Regions from separate parts of the Homo sapiens genome. Here region 1 is linked to region 2. Evidence: chromatin loops called from intact Hi-C (ENCODE). Cell type or tissue: A673. All regions are shown on one strand.

Region 1 (5,000 bases), 230 kb after region 2:
GAATTTATGAAAACCTTGAATGTATTTTAAATAAAACAAAAGTACAGACTCGGGCTAAGGATGAGGTTTGCCTCTAGCCATAAATGAGTGAAGACTGTGTTGAACCCTGACTGTGTGGAAGTATTTTGCCCATGATAATGTAATATTTAGACCTAAATTAATCACTTAACAAACCAGTAGAGACTTAGCTCCTACTTCTTTTGAAGGGCATTCTCAAATAATTTGTTATTTTTTTTCTACTACCAGATTATGGAATGACGCTTCCCTGCCACCACTAGTGCCACCACCACCAGCACCATGTCTGCCAATTAGACACATTGCCCAGTCTAGGTGCCTAGATAGAGACCAAGTCAGTTTATTTACAGTTGCACACGTGGACTTCAAAAAGATCCCAGCCTTATTCAGTCTTTGTCAAATATCCCAGTCTTACAAAATGGATCCTAAACGAAACTCATCCTTTTGGGGTCAGCCAAAAAAAAAAAAAAAAAAAAAAAACCAAACAAACAAACCTGACATTGGCACTGAGCTCAGACTTTGACTTGGCAGATGAATCAGAATGAGACATGTGATTCCCCTCTCCACCTTTTATCCCTCATTCCTTTGCTCCCTCTCTCCTGCTTGCTCCGTCTACTGCATTAGGTTAACAGATTATTATTTCCATGAAAGCAAGCCTGCTCAAAGCTTCAAAAATCTTGCAAGAAATTGTTATTGTGATTCAATCTTTCAGACTTCACAGTGTTAATAATCCCTTTAGACTCATAAAGAGCTTATTGGAACCAGCATTGGAATTAATTGAATTTGTAGTCTCACCAAACACAGACAGCAACTCTATTATTAGTATTCAGATTACTGTGGTAGGTTTTGATAATTTTTACATTCTTTATGTTAAAGGGGCAGTATCAAATTAAAGACAGCAGCCTCAAGCCTGTTCTATGTCCTCATTCATAGTTCTTCCTGTGGTTCAATCAAAAGCAAGATATAAACCATGCATTTACTTAGTGTCTACATGTTTGTTACTAATGGCTCTAAATTAGTAACAATAAAGCCATTTCATAGTTTATTTTTAGGCATTTTTTTGTTCCTATTAGAATTCTTCTCTTTAGGGAAGGCTTACTTTTTATGTCCTAGTTCATTTTTTATTTGGCAATATTTTCCAACTGAACTTCCTTTCCAGATTCTTGTTACTTATATAGTTTGGCTTTCAGAACCTAATAGAAAGATCAGCTTCTCAATGCTAGGGACAGCTTGCACAGATCTTTTTTTTTTTTTGAGATGGAGTCTCGCTCCGTCACCAGGCTGGAGTGCATTGGCGCCATCTCGGCTCACTGCAACCTCTACCTCCAGGGTTCAAGCAATTCTCCTGCCTCAGCCTCCCGAGTAGCTGGGACTACAGGCTTGCGCCACCACACTCAGCTAATTTTTGTATTTTTAATAGAGACAGGGTTTCACCATGTTGGGCAGGATGGTCTCGATCTCTTGACTTCGTGATCCGCCCTCCTCGGCCTCCCAAAATGCTGGGATTACAGGCATGAGCCACTACCCCCGGCCTTGCACAGATATTTCTACTGCAAAATATAACAGAATGGACTTGGAGCAAAAAGACCTACATTGTGGTCCCCACACACCAATAACTACCTGTGTAGCTCCTCAGCATCGGTTTACTGCTTCGAAGAAAAAAAAAAAAAAAAAAAAAAAAGGCCAGTGTGGTGGTTCATACTTATAATCCCCGCACTTTGGGAGGCCCAAGCAGGAGGATCACTTGAGCCCAGGAGTTCAATACCATATTGGACAGCATGGTGTGACCCTGTCTCTACTAAACACACAAAAATTAGCAGGGCATGGTGGTGCACACCTGTGGTCCCACCTACTTGGGAGGCTGAGGTGGAAGCATTGCTTGAGCCTGGGAAGTCGAGGCTGCAGTGAACTAGGGTCGCACCACTGCACTTCAGCCTGAGTGAGAGAGCAAGACCCTGTCTCAAAGAAACAAGAACCCAAAGAGGAGGGCTGATTTCTAACATCACTATCATCTCTGAATTATTTCTAAGTCTCTGCCTTTTATGATTATAATTATATGGTGCTATAAAAGACTTACAAACACCTCTTTCTGTAGTGAATCATAAATAGTTCTGTTTTCTTATTTATTGTACTCCTTATTGCTTTAGGAGGATAAGGAAGACTATCGTCCCCACAATTGCTTGTTTTCTAGCATACTGTCTTTTGGGAAAGATTTTTGCCTTAGAACCTGAATGTGTGTGTGCTCATGTGTGTGTATTTGGTGTGTGGGGTATATTGCCTGTGATGGGTATGTATTTGTACATACCAGGGGAGGAGGTTACAGAGAGAAGAAAAGGAGTACTATTTATAAGCATTTTGTTTAACCACTACTGTCCTAAGCTTCAACAAGTTAAAAAAAAATTTGAGACAATATACATCTTGAGCATAAAAACTATGTCCCATTCTTTATGAGTGCTTCTAGATGGCAAGTAATCATATAAACCGACCAGTCTCATCAATCATTGACTCCTTAGTGAGCATCTGATAAGGGATTGGCCTTAGCAGTAGGTGTTATAAGTAACACCTACTTATACTTACTTACCCTTACTTACTTACTTACCCTTGACAAGTTCATACCCCAGTTGAAGGATACAGAATCAGAATTTTGGGCTTGCAAGAGTTATCAAAGTTCTTCTAGTCCAACCTTTATCCCATGAAATCATTATAAAGATTAATGACAACCCAAAAGAGATCATTTTATAGTAGAAAATCCAGGCACACTCCACAAGACAGGACTCAGAAGACTGGCCATTTATTCCCTCATTCCACCAAATCTGTACTTTGTTTAGAGAGGTTTGTAAAAATGAAAAAGTAATACCCACACTATAACCCCAACTAAAGTTGAAAGAGAGGGCTGATATGCATTGATGAAACACATTCCCTACATTCTCCTTCTCTCAAAAAGCTAAAGATCTTTTTCTACCGCTGGTTGATTTGTTGGGAAGACAGAGGAGAGAAGGGAAGGGTGACTGCGTGGATTGGAGAAACCGCCTCCTCGCTGAGCAATTTCACGTAGTTGCCCTCCCTCTAGTGGTCAAAGTAGAGATGGCAGCTTTCTGGTTCAGTCTTAAAGAGTCCGCCTGGAAGAAGGAATAGGGGTTACCCAACCCCCAAAGTTTTGCCTATCTAATTTGGAACCTCAATGCTAAGTTGTAAAACAAGTTGCCTTACAAAGACTTTTCCTTAATTAGAACATCTTGCTTGTTTATAATGATCATGGCACTTACAAAAGACCATATGTCTTTGAGACGCTGCTTGGCAAGACTTTTCCAATATTTACCAAATCTATTTTGTATCCCATGCTAATAATAGTCCAGTGGGTCCCCAGGCAGAGGGATGGAGACAGAGGACTTCTCGTTTCTTCTATTACTCAGTGTTCTGCCTTCAGAATGTGAAAGACCTCTCAGTTTCTCTGAAAGGACTGAAATAGAGCTCAAAGTTTCCCAAATGCTGTTATTTTGGGAAACGTTTGTTTCAAGGGCTAAATTGTCATCGTTTGACAAATCAACATTGAGCAATGCTCTGCACTTTGTAACACACACACTTTAAACTATTCCTTTAAAAGAAACTTTGAAATGAATGCCAAATCATTGTATCCACAATATAATTACGTTCTTTAGGTGGTAGCTTTTTAGTTCAGGAAGGAACAAGAGAGGTATATTCTGATCTAAGAGGGTGAAATTGATGTCTGGCATTGGTAGCAACTGTTCCGAGGTCACTCAGCTGGACTTTTCCTCACTGTGTAACCCCGACTGTGCTGGGTGTTTAAAAATAAATTGAGAGTGAGTGGATATGCCTACAATATCTGTCATCAACATAACCCCCCAAAAATAAGTAATCATTTTGTTTCATTTTGTTGATGTGGCAATAAAGAATGTGCTCAGTTTATTTTTTCACTCCTTAAGTCTGATTTTGGTCATCCAGGAGACACAGCCACCATCATTCATTTTGGCACAAAGTTATGTGGCAATTTATATAGAGACCTGGGAACTAACTGGTTAGGTTTGATGTTATCCAAGAGATGTTTAATTTATGTGAGTCTTTGAAAGTCAATCAGACATGTTTTTGTGTGCAGGCTACATGTTTTACACTAAGGGTCTCTTTTTTTAGTTGAGTTGTAATGGGGGAAAAAAAAAAGACCCGGAATTCTTTTTCTCAATAGTGATAACTCCACAGTTCTAGGTGGCATAATCCTTTATTGCAACGTATTCTATATAGTTTGAATAACTATTATTACCAAGTCTTTCTCCCTACTTGGGAAATGGTGGCATTATCATCTATTTATGAAGAGCTTTGAAATAGCTCATAGCAACAAGAAATGACCATTGAAAGTAGCTAGCACATATTGACAGCTTAACATGTACCAGCCAGTATTTAAAGGCCTTAGCCCTGTTAACTTATTTATTTCATAAAAGAGGCCTACTATGCAATGACCATTGATATCCCCATTAAACAGAAATGGACCTTCAGTTTCATGAAGGTGTCTCCACAGTATCTCACTAATTATGACAATATTCTTGTGAGACTCTTAAATGCTTCATTTTTTATATTCTTTATTAATAGCTATATTGTATACATATGACACAGGACTATGTTTCTTTTTTAAAAATGTATCTGTCATAGTTGCTGCCTTGAGTTCCTTGAGGGCAGAGTCTGTGTTTTAGTTCTTTAGATTTTCCTGTTATAAATCACTTTATTATGTGCAGTGCATGGCTTTTCTGAATCAAATTTATTTATATGTAAATTTACTACTGAAATTTTGCTAATCACTAGAAAGGTTTGTGCCATAAAGATCCCCTATTTCCAAAGAAGAAAAGAGAATTGCATTGGAAGTTTATGAAATAGCAATTAAATTTAACTTTGAGGGTATAGAACTGCTACCTTCCACTATGAAAATACTTTGGAACAGAGGATACTGAGGGGAAAGAAGTCGGAGAAAGTTCTCT
Region 2 (5,000 bases):
GGATTAGAGACAGAATGTGATGAAGCAAGCCAAGTGGCTATCTAGATATCTATGAGAAGAATATTGCAGGCAAAGGCAACTCCAAGTGCAAATGTCCTGAAGCTGAAGTGTTCTTGGTGTGTTGAAGAACAGCAGGGAGGCCCGGGTAGCTGAAGCTGATTGAGTAAGGAGGGGAGTGGCAGTGGGTAAGGTCAGAGGATGGGGAATGGCATAGTACTTTCTGGGCCACTGTAAAGACCACTTTTACTCTGACATAACCAAGACTTTGAAAAGAACGTTTAGGTGGGAAGAAAAAGTTCATATAAAATTAAATATTATGGAAGTGAAGAGATGTGACATTCATTTTCCATTATCAAGGGTTTACTATGGTGCAAAGGAAGAACTAGCAAAATAGAGGTGATGCCAAGGCACTTTCAAGTCAAAATGTTATATATATAGATATAGATATATAGATATAAATTAAAGGCAAGATTTTGGTCTTAGGTGTCTACCAACTGATAAAAATTATAAGGTTGACAAAGTGAATTTAAATTTTAACAAACAACTGTCGAGAGTCTCAGTAGTGTCAGGTATATGAGCATGAAGTCAGCTTTCTGGACCTAAGTGACCTAATCTTACAAAATTAGGGATTTAAATGGTAAGATTCCTATGGCCTCCAGGTGAAATTTGGGATGTGCTGCTGATATTTGATGGTGTGTGACTTATGTCTGAACAGTCACAAATCTGGAAGGAAGAGGAGGAAGAAAACTTTGTATATCAAAGACTCTACACTTCTGTTCAAATTCACCAACTGAGCAATTCCTTGAGCATACAGGAGAAAACTAATATAATTGTGAGAGATTTCTCATCTAACCCAGACAAATAAAGGTTACAAGATAACACTTTTGTAATAGAAATTATGAAACTGGCACAGAAGTAAGATAAAAAAATGGGGCACTTCTACTATCAGGGTATCTACTGGAGTCTCCTTCTTCTATAAGTAGAGCATCTGATAAGTGCTTGTCTTGCTGACAATTACATCTTTCAGAAAATGGAGGGAGCAAGAGGGACGTTACAGGTAAGATACAGATGAACAAGGAAGAATTGGTTCATTAATATGAAATGGACAGACACGTACCCTACATTTTAGATTATCTATTTCAGGGAGTTTACCGGAAAAAAAAAAGAAATGGTGCCATGGATAGGAGACCATATAGTAGAATGTCACTTGCATGCAAAAGGAGGTTTTGCTATATGAAATTTTGACTGTGTGACTGTAAATAATCCCAGAAGAAAAAAGAAGAAAGAGCTCTTAAGAAACCAGAACACAGGAAGGCACTTTTAAGTGCAGGTGTTAAAAGTATGAAGGGAAGGACAATAAGAATAGTTCACAAAGCACTGTATTAGCTGTGTAGAGGTTTAGTAGATTAAAAAATGTTCAACATTAATCTTAATTTTCTTTAGAGATCGATTGTTTAGAACTGCACTGGCCAAGACAGTAGCTACAAGCTGTTTATGGCTACTGAGTATCTGAAATGTGGCTAATGCAAATTCAGATATATTTTAAGTATAAAATACACTTAGTGTAAAAGAATATGAAAACTAATGTCTCATTAATAATATTTATATTAGTTCGTGCACATGTTGAAATAATAATATTTTGAATATACTGGGTTAAAGAAAATATATTACAATATTCATTTCACCTGTCTGCTTTTTAAATTGTTTTAGTAAAGCTGTAGCTACTAGGAAAATTTAAACTACCTATGTAGCGTGCATTTGTAGCTCATATTGCATTTCTATCAAACAGCACACAACATACCCTCATTTTGTGACAGAGGAAACACACCTGAAAATGTTAAAAAAAATTCTGCCAACTCATAGAACTACTATAATTATTAAATAAGTGTAGGCTGGGCACAGTGGCTCATGTCTGTAATCCCAGCACTTTGGGAGGCCGAAGTGGATAGATCACTTTGAGCTCAAGAGTATGAGACCAGTCTAGGCAACATGGCGAAACCTCATCTCTACAAAAAAATACAAAATTTAGCTGGGCATGGTGGCATGCACCTGTGATCCAGGTACTCAGGAGGCTGAGGCTGGAGAATCATTTGAACCCAGGAGGCAGAAGTTGCAATGATCCCAGATCATGCCACTGCACTCCAGCCTGGGCAATGCCAACAGACCCTGTTTAAAAAAAAAAAAAGAAAAATAATGTGTAATTATTTGTTTAAAGACATAGAAAAACAACAGAGACTGAACTAATGCTAAACACAAACAAATGAAAATTCTCAAACATAAATGAGACACAAAAAAAAAACATAAAAAGAATGGGCTTTCATCTTGGGAAGTGGTGAGTGGGAATAGAAGTGTATGTCCAGCACAGGGGAATCAGTATCTGCATGTTGTTTGTCAAACTTTTTATAATCTAAGCATGCAATGACAAACTTAAATATGTCTTGACAAAAACCATAGGAATAATGGAGTATTCTAAGTAAAGGTGCTTTGGAAATGGAAAAAGTATTGCTTGAATATGTCTGAAAAGTGGTTTACTTCACCAACATAACGACTGAGAAGGTAAAACCGCTTTTACTTTCTAAAAAATGGAAGTCTAGTATCTTCTGCTCAAAGTCCACTCTTTCCTAGCTTTCTCTCCCCTTAATGGCATTTCACAAACCTGGGTTCACACAATCTATCCCAAAGGTTTAATTCTTGCTTCCAAGTACCACGGGAAGAAAGAGAACTGCAACTAATCTGTTGTTCCACAAGTGATTCTAAGGCTGCCACACGGTGGCGCTGTTGAACACTGGTTCTTGCACAGCCCAGTAACCATTGTCCTGTGCTAGTCCAAATCCTTGGATAAGAACCTCCCACCCATAAACTCTTCCTCTCCCTCTTCTCTTTCCTGTTATTTCTCACTGAACTTCCAGTTCTTACAGATTTTTTAAAATGCAGAACATATTCACCTTCCACACTTAAATTGCTTTAGAGAATATTTTCTTAAACTAAGATGGTGTCTTTCCTTCTCTGATTCTGGCCACTAAAAATACTTTATTCTCATCTTGCATTATAAATAATAGATTAGAAAGTTACTGGTGGACAAATTATAAGGTTGGTAGCACTTCCCACAACTGCATTGGGCTACTTGTGAAGTAGTAAGTTCCTGAACACTGAAACTTAAATGACCATTGTCAAGAACATTTTTAAAAAATTGTATAAGAAACAGCTAACCTGAATTTTTCAAGCCCTGCATATTCCCAAAAAAGGCTGCTTTTAGGAGTGGCCTGTATTAGGCCATTCTTGCATTGCTATAAAGAAATACCTGAGACTAGGGAATTTATAAAGAAAAGAGGTTCAATTGGCTCATAGTTCCACAGGCTTTACAGGAAGCATGGTGTTGACATCAGCTTGGCTTCTGGTGAAGCCTCAGGGAGGTAACAATCAAGGAAGAAGGTGAAGGAGGAGGCAGGTGTCTGCCAAGCCTTTTTCACTTTTGCACTCTGCATGCCCACAGGCTTAACATCACATGGAAGCCACCAAGGCTTACCACTTGTGCCCTTTGGAATAGTGGCCCCAGCTGTATCTGGTGCCCTTTGAGCTGAGGCTGGAGCCAGAGGGCCCAGGATGCAAGGAGCAGCTGCCTGGGGTGGCACAGGGCAGGTTACCAGGAGCTGGGAAGGGTCAAGGGTACCTGTGTTAACCAGGTACAAAAATACTGTTAGACTGAATAAGATCTAGTATTTGACAGAACAACAGGGTGACTATAGTCAATAATAATTTATTGTACATTTTAAAATAACTAAGAGTATAATTGGATTGTTAGTAACACAAAGAAAAGATAAATGCTTGAGGTGATAGATACTCCATTTACCCTGATGTGATTATTATGCACTGTATGAAGGGAAGGACAATAAGAATATCAAAATATCAAATATCAAAATATCTATATCAAAATATCTCATGTAACCCATAAACACATATACTTATGTGCCCACAAAAATTAAAATAAAAAATTAAATAAACCTTTAGAAGTACTTCAGGAATTTAAGAATAGACATGTCTGTGAGAGATTACAGGTAAACTGACTTGGCTTCAGTGGAGGAAACAATAAGAGTTGTAATTGGAAGTATGAAATTTAAGGACATATGAACTGACCAAATAGAAGCTTTCATTGAAAGAAAGAAAGTTACATAAATTTCATAAATTATGGACTAATGTGATAGAAAAATCCTTGAATATATATGCTAGTCTAACTTCCTCATCCCAACTATGTTCTTTTCAAAATAGCATATTTCATTTACTGAGCAGCCAATATTACAGCAACAATAGAAAATCCATAACATCCTGAATTCCACTACCATAGTACATAGAGTCAGATAGACTTGGGTTCTTTGCCATTTAGTAGCAATGTTACCTTGCATAAGTCACAAGTTTCTTTCACTGTTAGCACTATCCTGTAATATAAGGTTACAAACCAGAGGACTACAAATTTCAAACCAGAGTAGCTACATGATTTGCCCAAGGTCACTTTGCTAGTCAACAGAAGAACCACAGCTAATACCCACATTGTCTAATTCTTTGTCCAGAAATCCTTCTTCTCTATCATATTTAATGTAAAGTAAAATTGTGGGCAAATTTTCAGGGAAATAATGGTTGAACAGAAATAGATTACCTATTAGTGATAAGAAGCAGACCGATTCAACCAACAGAGTTCCAGAGAAACTGAGAAATTGGAGACATCTGTAGCCATGGTAGGTGGAAGGGTTAAAACAGAGGATTGTATGAAAGCCTGTGAAAGGAAATTGGGTCCCATCTGCATTCAATATAGAAGGCAAAAATCTCTACCCTACATTGCAGGAGAAGAAGTAAGATCTCTGAAGAACTTGAGCCAGGGAAGCCCAGACCCAGTGATGACATGCATGGGAAAATCTCTGGTTGGGGAATAAATCTGAAAACAAAACCCACCATAGAAAAGAATAATGCTGTCTGAGTCAATTTATGGGAACTTCAAGAACACGTAA

What was found. Peaks named below come from ENCODE experiments on the same cell type or tissue, not always from the same donor. Only the 100,000 strongest peaks of a DNase experiment are listed, where the experiment ranks them.
Region 1: it touches region 2 in a loop (8-fold over the local background); 11 of 110 quality-filtered maps call a loop at or near these places.

What each region holds. Positions count from the first base shown.
Region 1 is chr6:18,594,505-18,599,504 of GRCh38, reverse strand. All of the region lies in intron 4 of MIR548A1HG (MIR548A1 host gene), which reads right to left. Among named protein-coding and RNA genes, the nearest start is that of MIR548A1, 25 kb to the right of the region's middle. In A673, a CTCF peak has its summit at 3,101 (motif pointing left); DNase peaks (open chromatin) are centred at 725 and 3,084; H3K27ac peaks cover 4,612 bases.
Region 2 is chr6:18,821,762-18,826,761 of GRCh38, reverse strand. No RefSeq gene overlaps it. Among named protein-coding and RNA genes, the nearest start is that of TRQ-CTG1-1, 12 kb to the left of the region's middle. In A673, a CTCF peak has its summit at 2,763 (motif pointing right); a DNase peak (open chromatin) is centred at 2,771.